Linked DNA regions of Homo sapiens: region 1 is linked to region 2. Evidence: read pairs that join two places in POLR2A ChIA-PET (ENCODE). Cell type or tissue: MCF 10A. All regions are shown on one strand. Region 1 overlaps TP63 (tumor protein p63). Region 2 overlaps TPRG1 (tumor protein p63 regulated 1).

What was found. Peaks named below come from ENCODE experiments on the same cell type or tissue, not always from the same donor. Only the 100,000 strongest peaks of a DNase experiment are listed, where the experiment ranks them.
Region 1: POLR2A ChIA-PET joins it to region 2 with 7 read pairs; 3 of 35 experiments call an interaction of 5 or more read pairs at or near these places.

What each region holds. Positions count from the first base shown.
Region 1 is chr3:189,707,912-189,712,911 of GRCh38, reverse strand. The region is part of intron 1 of TP63 (tumor protein p63); the gene reads right to left. Among named protein-coding and RNA genes, the nearest start is that of TP63, 79 kb to the right of the region's middle. In MCF 10A, no CTCF peak of the experiment used is centred here; a DNase peak (open chromatin) is centred at 2,121.
Region 2 is chr3:189,274,548-189,279,547 of GRCh38, reverse strand. All of the region lies in intron 4 of TPRG1 (tumor protein p63 regulated 1), which reads right to left. Among named protein-coding and RNA genes, the nearest start is that of TPRG1-AS2, 36 kb to the right of the region's middle. In MCF 10A, no CTCF peak of the experiment used is centred here; a DNase peak (open chromatin) is centred at 2,517.

The sequences.
Region 1 (5,000 bases), 430 kb before region 2:
TCAAGATCAAAGCCCAAACTCAATGGCATGGTTCTGAAGACACCTAATGATCTGAGCTTAAACTCATCTCATAATAAAACATAATTCATAATCCTACCTTCATTTCTGAAATAGTCCTTGCATTTTATAACCTTTCTCTTTGCCTACTCTGTCTTTCAATCTGAAACACCTTTCCATATTTGTCTTCTTATTGCTGTGATCTGAATAATTGTGTCCCCACCCTCACCCCACCAAATCTATATGTTGAAACCTAACCCCCAAGGTAATGATAGTAAGAGGTGGGGTTTTGAGGAGGTGATTAAATCATTACTGCCTCTCCTCATGAATGGGATTAGTGCTCTTGTAAAAAAGGCCTCAAAGAGCTGCTGTGTGCCCTTTCCACCATGTGAGGACAAAACAAGAAGGTGCCACCTATGAAAAAGCTGGTGCTCATCAGACGGAATCCACCAGTGCCTTGATCTAAGACTTTCCAGCCTCCAGGACCATGAGAATTTCTATTGTTTGTAAGTTACCCAGTTTATGGTATTTTGTTACAGCACTCCTAGTGGACTAAGACTTATTAATAACCTAGCTAATCTTCACTTCTTACCTCAGAATATTTCAGAAAACTTTCTTATTCCTCTCCAATCAAAAATGTCTTCTTCCATATTTCTGTGACAAACTGACCTCTGTGACTGAATTCTACCTTGTGCAGTAGTTAGTTGTTTACGTGTCTGTTTCCTGTCCTCGTAAGTGAGGACAGGGAAATGCATTATTGTATCTCAGTGTCTACCACGGTGCCTATTGTAGTGTTTGTGCAAGGTATGTGCTCAATAAATGCACATCAATTTTAATTGTTCTGTGTTTTCCTTTTCCAGATTCAGTCCTGAAACTTTCCAGAAGAAAGTTGACTCGAGTCCTGCCTACCATTTAGCTACTACTTTTCTTCAAGTGGCCTCCACACTTCTTCCACTTTTCTCCTTCATGCTTTTGCTCTTCCTCTGTCCATCCACCAAACCAACATGACAGCTTCCTATCACGGAAGTTCCATCAGCCTACCTATCTCCGCCTTATATTCTTTGCTCAAGCCCATACATCAGTGTAAGGATCCAGCTGGTATAAGATCATAAAAAGTGGATAGGCCTAACTGGAGACATTATACCCACATGAAAGAAAACAGGTTATATTTTTTAAATTGTCAGAGTACTGTAGGCTGTCAGTCATTATGGTACTGCTACAACACAAGGCAAGACACTATTCTGACAATTCACTGAATTTCTCCGTTCTCTACCCGTTTGTTTGCATTCTTCCCTCTATCTGGAGTACTTCCAGATTTATCTATTAAACCCCTCTCTTCTTTAAAGCCTGGAGCCAATGTTACTTCCTCCTTGAAATGTCTCCAATCCTCCAGGTAAAATTTCTATTTTTTTCCCCACGTTCCTGTGGCACTTTTTAACAACTCTAGTGGACCACTCATCAGCACTCACCTCACACGGGTACTATGAATGTATTAGCAGCCTTGTCTTACTAATGTTGTCATTGTAAACACAAAAATATACTTGCTAAAGATGAGGTAGAACCTCACCCAGCACAGGACCTTGTACACAGAAACCCTCAAGAGGAATTGTTGAATTAAATGCATACCTCTCCTATACCTACTCTGAGCAGTAGCAACCAGGTTCTTGGCCTAAATTCCACAAGGCTGGTTTCTGAAAAGCAAATTGTAGATGGGAAAATCTATGCTGTAAATGATTAAGTAATGGTTCCTGGCTCAACTGGAAGAACAGTGGCAACATCAAGGTCAAAAGTCTTATCTCTGACAACAGATGACCCCTACCATATTGCCTTAGACATGGGCACTGTAACCAATGTGTCTATATACTATTCCCAACTCTCCAAGAGAACAGAGAGGCATTATAATTGATGAAAACACTCTTGATATTGAACTTATTTATAGTTTTTGGAGAAGAGAGAGGCAGTTTGATGAGTGTGCTGTTAAAACTCTAGGAACTTGGCAGCAGTCAGTGCACAGGAATTCCCCCTGCTCTGCATTTTTTAACACTGCTGTGATTTGTAGACATCACTATTTAATGAAGCACACAGCTGTGTAAGAAGAGCAGGAGGTGGAGTTTGGCAGTGAAAGGCCAGCAGGAAATCTGGCAACCCATGTCATCTGGAATTTCCCTGACTCTGTTGAATCACCCCTCCTTCCATCACCCTCCTCTAGCTCAACCTTCAGGCACTCTCCAAGATGGCCATTTTAAGCACATAAATAACTATGTAGAGAAATTGCAGTATAGGTCATGCACTTTAACGCATCTTTAGCAAGTATATTTTTGTGAGTCCAGGAACTAGAGTTGGACAAATCAGCAAGATAAAATAAGAAATAATCCAAAACTGCAACTAAAGCAGTAATGGAAATATTGAGGGAAGCTAAAAAAAAAATCTATTTGGCTAACATTATAAATTAAGTATTTTAATTAAATTATCCCTGCCCTTTTCTATTTTAATTGCTAACATGTTTCCAAAGCAGGAATCTGAAAGCTGAGAAACTGAGTGGTGACCTGTAAAGCTGAGTTTTGTAGCTGAGTTCAAATCCTAGCTCAGTCACATATTGATTATAAGTTCAGGCAAGTTATTTTGCCTCTTTCAGCTATATTTTTCTCCTCTACAACAGGGAGGTAATAATATCTATCCCCTAGGCCTGTTAGGAGGGTTACCTGACAAACTATACTTACAAGGGACACAGTGAAGGTATGTTTTCTCTTTTCCTTTTCTCTCCCCACGCCTTTCCCTAACATATACACAGACTTCTATGATTTAATAGTATAGTCTAAGTCTAGTGAAACATGGACCATTTTTGAAAACATAACAAATTCAAATAAGTACTTGACATTACACAACCCCCTATTTTTGCTATTACTAAGTAAATGATATGGTTACAGTGTCTTTAAATAACTCAAAGCATTTATTGATAAATATGTTTATTCATTTATAAAATATTCCTAAAAAGTATAAACAAGGTAATGCATGTCCATCTTATGGATGGAGAAAAAGTGAGCAAAGGTTAAGTTGTATGACCCACCTTCAAAGGAAAACTACAATCCTGAGTTATATCATCCCTAACTGTAGCTTATCCATATTACATTGCCTCCCATGTATGCCTCCTAAAGTGTCCTCTTAGGAATTATAAATCAGAGAACAGGACAAATGATCTGAAGAACATTTATTGAGGACAGCATAAATGTAAAAAGCACCTGTAATTCTTTTTTATTATTATTATTTTTTGAGACGGAGTCTTGCTCTGTTGCCCAGGCTGGAGTACAGTGGCACAATTGTAATTCTTTAAAAAAGCAAATAAAAAAAGTTCTCCTCAGTGCATTTTCCATTAAGAATAAATAACATAAAGCTGTCTTAAATAAGACAAATTTAAAATAAAAATGAAGACAAAGTTGTAATAGTATGCTTCGGTTTCAGACTGTGGGCTCCATAGTGGAAAAATAAAAGAAAAAAATCATAAATAGGACAACAGAATGATGAAGGGATTAGACAGAAATATAACCTTGATGTTTGTTAAAGTTCCATGAAGCAAAGCTATAACAAATTTATTAATTCAACTCTTATGGAAAAAAAGGCTATTTAGATTCAGAATAGAAAACCATCATAATAATTTGTTCTAAAAGCAAATTTAAAATCATACCAAAAGGGAAAAGTAGTAATTTATTTCATATTGTATCTTCCTTGTTCTCAAAAAAGCTGAGCAATAATTACATACAAAAATTCATATTTCAGCTGCAGTGTACATTTTCATGATGTACAAGAAAAATAATGTACCATAAGATAATGGATTAAAAGTGAGATGATGAAATAAAACAGCAAACAAGGATGAATCTAACTAACTATATGGGGATAATACTGAGATATACCACAGTAAAATATATTCTAGGTATGTAAGAGGATTGCTTTTGGTGGAAACTGTGAAAAAACAAACTGACACTCTAAAATTTCTTGAACACAACGTAAAGGCTCTTAACTCTCGTGTTCCAGCAATGTCTCTGAGCCGTGAAGCAATGTATGGGTATAAAGAAGTCTAAGAGGAGTAATCCTATTTTAAGTATTATAAAAAATGAAAGTCTTCCTTCGCATATTATTTTTTTTAGCAGTTTAGGCGATGTTCATTATAGATTCTAGTAGAATAGTGGATAGTGACAGAATTAATGAATGAAATCTGTGTCTTTGAGTTCCAGGTGGGTTTAGGGGTTCAAGACCCTGCCCAGTCTACTCTTAAAAGCACCCTTGCACGTGCTTCCCTTTACAACCTGTTCATTCGTGGTCAGCAAACATGCTTCACAGCTCTATTTATGTCAGGTACCACAAGCCACTTTGGCATGCCATCTCTCAGTAAGGACATGTCATTTGAGGTTTTCCTCAGAAATTAGATGCATCCATTCCAGAGAAGAAATTAATCCACCAAATTAAATACTGCTGTATGCCAATCATACAGTTTAGGTTTTGGCACAACTTGTATAAATGACTGAACCAAAAATCAGGCTGTAGCTAACAAACAAACGAGAAAACAAAGATAGATTGTGGTTTCTTTGAAACTGTTGTTCACGAAACAACAGGTTGATTTCCTTAAGTCCGTGTATTTCTCATGACTGCTACTACTGGCAGAGACATTGTTTGCTGAAACTGGTTCCAAGTTCGAAGTTAAAAGATTGTACAAATTGAATTCAATGTTAGTAAACCATTTTTAAGCTTAGGTATTGTCAAGGCTGCTTTAAAAGATGATTTTTCACTCTGCTGATTGAGATCATGAAAACAATTTAGTGGGCTACAGCCAGCTTAAGAAAATAAAGAAGGAACGAAAAAAACATAGATGACTCTGAAATAGAATAAAAGGCAATGGAACGACATGGAATATATCAGATTTCACTGCATGTAATATGAACAAGTATTGTTTTATGAAATTTTAGGATTCACCTTATAGATACTTGCATGTCTTTGTATATGTATGTACG
Region 2 (5,000 bases):
AAATAAGGTTTAGAGAGATTGAATAATTTACACAAATTAGTTTCTCCAAATAGATAATTATAGAGCTACAATCTGAATGAAGGTCCACCTGACTCCAAAGACAATAATCCTAAGCACTAGGGCATACTTGCCTCTTTCTGCACCCCAATTATGTCATAACGTATATTAGAGAACATTCCTGATGTCCTGGAATTTGCAGATTTCCCAGTTGTGATCTCTACCTTCAACTGAATCATGCATAGAAAGTTGAACAGGATAGAATAGGGCCCACCAAGAGTTGTTCTCCACTATTCTGACTCTCCACTCTCTTCAGGAAAAGGTTGGCAAACTAGGATCTGCTGGCCAAATCAAGCCCATTGCCTGTTATTGTAAATAAAGATTTATTGGAACACAGGTGTATTCACTCATTTATATATTGCCTGTGGTTGCTTTCACTCTACAACATCAGAGTTAGCAGTTGAAGCAGATACTGTATAGTTCATAAAATCTACGATATTTACTATCTAGTCCTTTAGAGAAAAAGTTTGCCTACCTCCACCACTAGAACAACTCTGATGTCAAATACATTTTAACAGGTTTCATTTATGGAGTTTTGCTCTTGTATGCAATATATACACTTCTTAGGAATATGAGCATAAGTACTTGGGACTGGAAATGGCATATTATACATGGGTATATACGAGTTCTAGTCCCTCTGCCTCATTTTAGCAAGGGGGTGATGGAAGAGAAAAGAAGATCACAGGCAGACCTGGTTTCAAATTCCAGGACATGGCTGTCAAGTGGTGGTGATGACACCTGGATTACAGTGCTTTGAATGTGAGAGACAAAGTTTATAGAGCTCTGGCACAATACTTGACACACAGAAGCATAGGAGATGTTTTCAGATGGAAGAAACTGAGGCTATGTTAGATCTTGACGCTTGCCAGAACAAGAATTTAGGTTTAGGTTTCCTAAGTCCTAAGTACCTTTTTTCCTCCATGATGCCACATTTAACCTTATTTAACAAGCATATGGACTACAGAGATGGATAGAAATTGGCATTGTTCATAGCATCATTTAGCCCATTACTGACAAGGGACATTATGGGTCTGGTTACACAATCTGCTCACAGTACGTAAAGCAATCTGCTTTCCAGCACCGGCTTCCAGCACTTGGAACTGGGTTAGAAGACACAGGCCTGTGAGAATCCAGACTCCTGACCTGTAGACCCCTGCTGCTCTCTCTCCACCCAGGGCACTCGAGCAACCACTGCCCAAATGCTCACCTTGGGAAGATTCACCTGATAACCCAGGCAATAGGTTACCCAGGCCCTTCACTGCTCCTGAGACTTGGGGTCAAAGCATCATTTTAACTCTACAAAGGCAGAATATTGTGGAAAGAAAAGCCACCAAGCCTAATCAAGCAACAAAGGGCATGTGGAAGGAGCATGGTGGCAGAGGCTTTAACATCCTGCATAGGAGTGGAAGTCCTCTGGAAAGAGGGTTGATCAGCCTGCAGACACAAAGCCTGAGAAAGGAAATGATGTAATGCTCACAAATCTGAAAGGTGCTTATGGATACAAAGAAATAGGCTTCGACGTGGCTTCAGAGGCAAAAGAAGCACTGATGAATCAGATTTGTAAAAACAGAAGTTTGTAACAGCTATATCTTATTTAAAAACAGAATATGCTGGCTGAGGAGGTAGTGAGTTCCCCATTTTTGAGTAAGTTGAAGCAGACACCAGTTTCCATCCTGCCAGCTAACATAATAGTGATTCCAACAATGTGGGATTGGACTCGTAAAGCTGTAAAATACATTTGAATTCATGGATTGATGCTTCTCATGCTCCTTAATATATTAATTTTCTTTTTTGGATTTAAGTTGCCTATACATAATTCCAACAATTATCTTTCTAATTAATTAATTGACTTTCAGCACTTCAAGACGTTAAACTTTGATTTAATCTTCTCTATTCTGTATACTGTCCAAACGTGTTCACTGCAAACATCTGATGAGTGACACATTTTGATTTGGTAAGACTTGAATCAAAAATGAAAAAACACATTTTAAAAAATGAAGCTTTTTTCTAATAGCATAGAGCTGTATTTATTCTGATTCTTAATCTTATTGACTGCATTTTTTCCACCAAACTATCAGACCACCCAAATCAATTCCTCTCTTTATTTTGAATTTACTGTTTTTTGAAATATGTATGTGGTTTTGAAATTCCCCTGGGATCTTATGGTATGAGGTGTTGTGTGCGTATGTGTGTGTTTAAGGTGTCTCCTTTATAGCTTGATAATTATGTTTGGAGTAAGTGCAGCATACGGACTTACCCCCATCACACACTCAATGCTTTAAAAGCCCTTGGAGGGCTGGGGATTGTAGGGAAAGCTGCCTTGGTTGGGCAGAAAGCCACATGGCTGCACATTTCTCACAGACCTCCTGTTCCATGTTACTTCCTCTATCTTTCTGTTGCCAAACCACCACAGTTCAGCTAATTCCTCCTCGAGCAGCGTCTCACCCAGTGCTGCAATTATAGTGGAGACAGAAATGGAGTTAGAAATGAAGTAACAAGGAGGCAAAGAGAGGAGGCTACTATGATTCATCCCGAAAGCATCTGGAGTCATTAAAAAATATATACGTTGTCCAGTAATCACTCATTTTATCCACTAACTAAAAAAAAAAGAAAGGAGGAAGAAATGAAAATTAGGTGTTTCGAAAAACCCTGCCTCTCTTGGTCTCTTCCCAAGGAAGCAGCTTGCTTAAGGGGGCATGTATATGTTCCAAGCAGAATGCCAAACCTGTCATCATAAATAATCCCAAGGTATTATTTAGAACAGCCATGAGCCAAGCCAAGGAAGAGACTAGGGATTGTTAACAATGTCTTGTTTTTACACTTTATGATTAATACACATGATCTATTAAGCTTTTCCTAAAATGAAATCCCTTAGACATCAGTACTTTAAAGCATGCTTGAGGCAATATTTGGGCACTTGTCTTATGACTTGGAATTTTCCAGGAGAAAAAAAGGAGGAAAACCATGACATCAGAGCCCAAGAATTTTTGCTCACAACTCAATTTTATGGGAAGTTGCCTATTCTGCTTTCTAGTAGTCACTCAACACTAAATTTCACACAATTCCTTTGAAACCAGCTTCTCCTGACTGCCACATGCCTACTAATGACATCCTTCTTCCCCCTTCAGAATTCCAGTCTTATCCATTTTAACTTTTTTAAAATGCTCTTCCACTTCTGCAATTCCAACCACAACCCCCTACTTCCAGCACCAAATCAAGATCTGCTGTTGTGCCACATCCATGGGGGCCACCACCTCTTCATCTTCACAGCCATTTCCATCGCTCAGCCTTTCATTCCCTCTTACCAATTCTATCGTGGCAGCCTCTTCACTGGCCTCCCTTCACACCCTCCTTACCTTGCCTTCCCCTCTCAGTGTTCCTTGTGTTATCATCACATATACTGTTTCAAGAGTCTTATTGGAGTAGCACTTCTCATTTTTTTTGCATCTAGAAAGCCCTTAACCAACCAATGCTTAAGGTTCACTTCCTTTAAGAAGCTTTCTATGATTCCCCTAGGTGTCTGAACAAGATATCCCTACAATACTTATGAAAATTATTGTATTTGCCTCTCTTCCCCACTGAAGACTTTGAGGTATGAGATTGTCTATTTTCTTTGAATCCTCAACAGTTTACATAGTGATGGACCTATAGAGGGCATGGCAAAATCTGTGTGTGTTTGTGTGTGTGAAATAACAATTGGATGCCCTTCCTCATTTAAAATGGATGCATTTCCCTATTTAAAATACAACAGTAGCTTTATTGCCACCAAGAAAATACAAACATTTTACACTGGCATTCAAAGCCTCTCCTATTTGCCCCAATCTCTAACTTTATCACATCCACAATACCTTCATTATATTCAAGCAAAACCACATCTGCTGATTGTTCTCTGAATTTCTTTCCTGACCATATGGCTTTATTCTTGCTATACCTTCTCCCTGGAATAGCCTTTCCCTCTAACCCTTTCTTCACATCCCAACTTCCCACCTGTTACTATCTTCCAAAGGTCTCGTCTTATACTATTTCCTTTGTGTTGCCCAGATGCAGTCACAACTGTATGAATTCTCTTTATTGTCAATTCGTCTCCACTGGCATATCCTTATTGCACCTTATAATATAGCTGTATATATACTTGACTTATCCTTGCTACTAGAGCATGTAGTAGTTATAGCAGGAACTGTGTTGCTTGGCTCTATATGACTAAAACATCTAAAACAGGGATGTACACATATTCATGCTCATTGCATGGTTATTCTATTAAGATTGTTTGGATCTGTATTGAAATAACACTGTATGTATGCTGTTTGTTGTTTAAGTCAAGTTGTCAAGTAGAAGATTGATTTGAAGTTCAGCTAAAAAGAAAAAGGCCTCAGACTTCACTGCAGGTGATTCTGTTCCCTTCTACTTAGAGCAATCAGAAGACATAAATACATGCAGTGCCTTAACCTCAATAAATATTTGATGAATGCATGGTTTTGTGGATTACAATTGTTAGTCAATAATGACTTCATACACACACACACACACACACACACACACACACACACACACACACTCATTACATTATCAAGAAATGCCCTTGGGAAAACTTAGTGATTCTTGTTTATTATTTATTTTTATAAGAAAAAAAAAGCACAGGTCAAAATTCAATTTAAGGTGGGAATTAACTGTTCATATGCTTTTAAATGTTATCAAAATTAATTGATTATCTTCAAATGTTTTTAAATTGGTAAGAAATACCTATTTCCAAGTTGAGGGACAAGCCTCACCTTTTTCAGTCTAGGGAAAAGAGAGAAGGTAGCAAATCCTGGAGATTATTTTGCAAAAATTTGAATCAGTGGTCAAAGTTTACTGAAAGTACATTAGAAATTCTGTGCTCTGATACCAGAGTCACAGAGAAGTCTCAGTGCTACTATCTGGGCCCTACCCTCGATTACTACTCA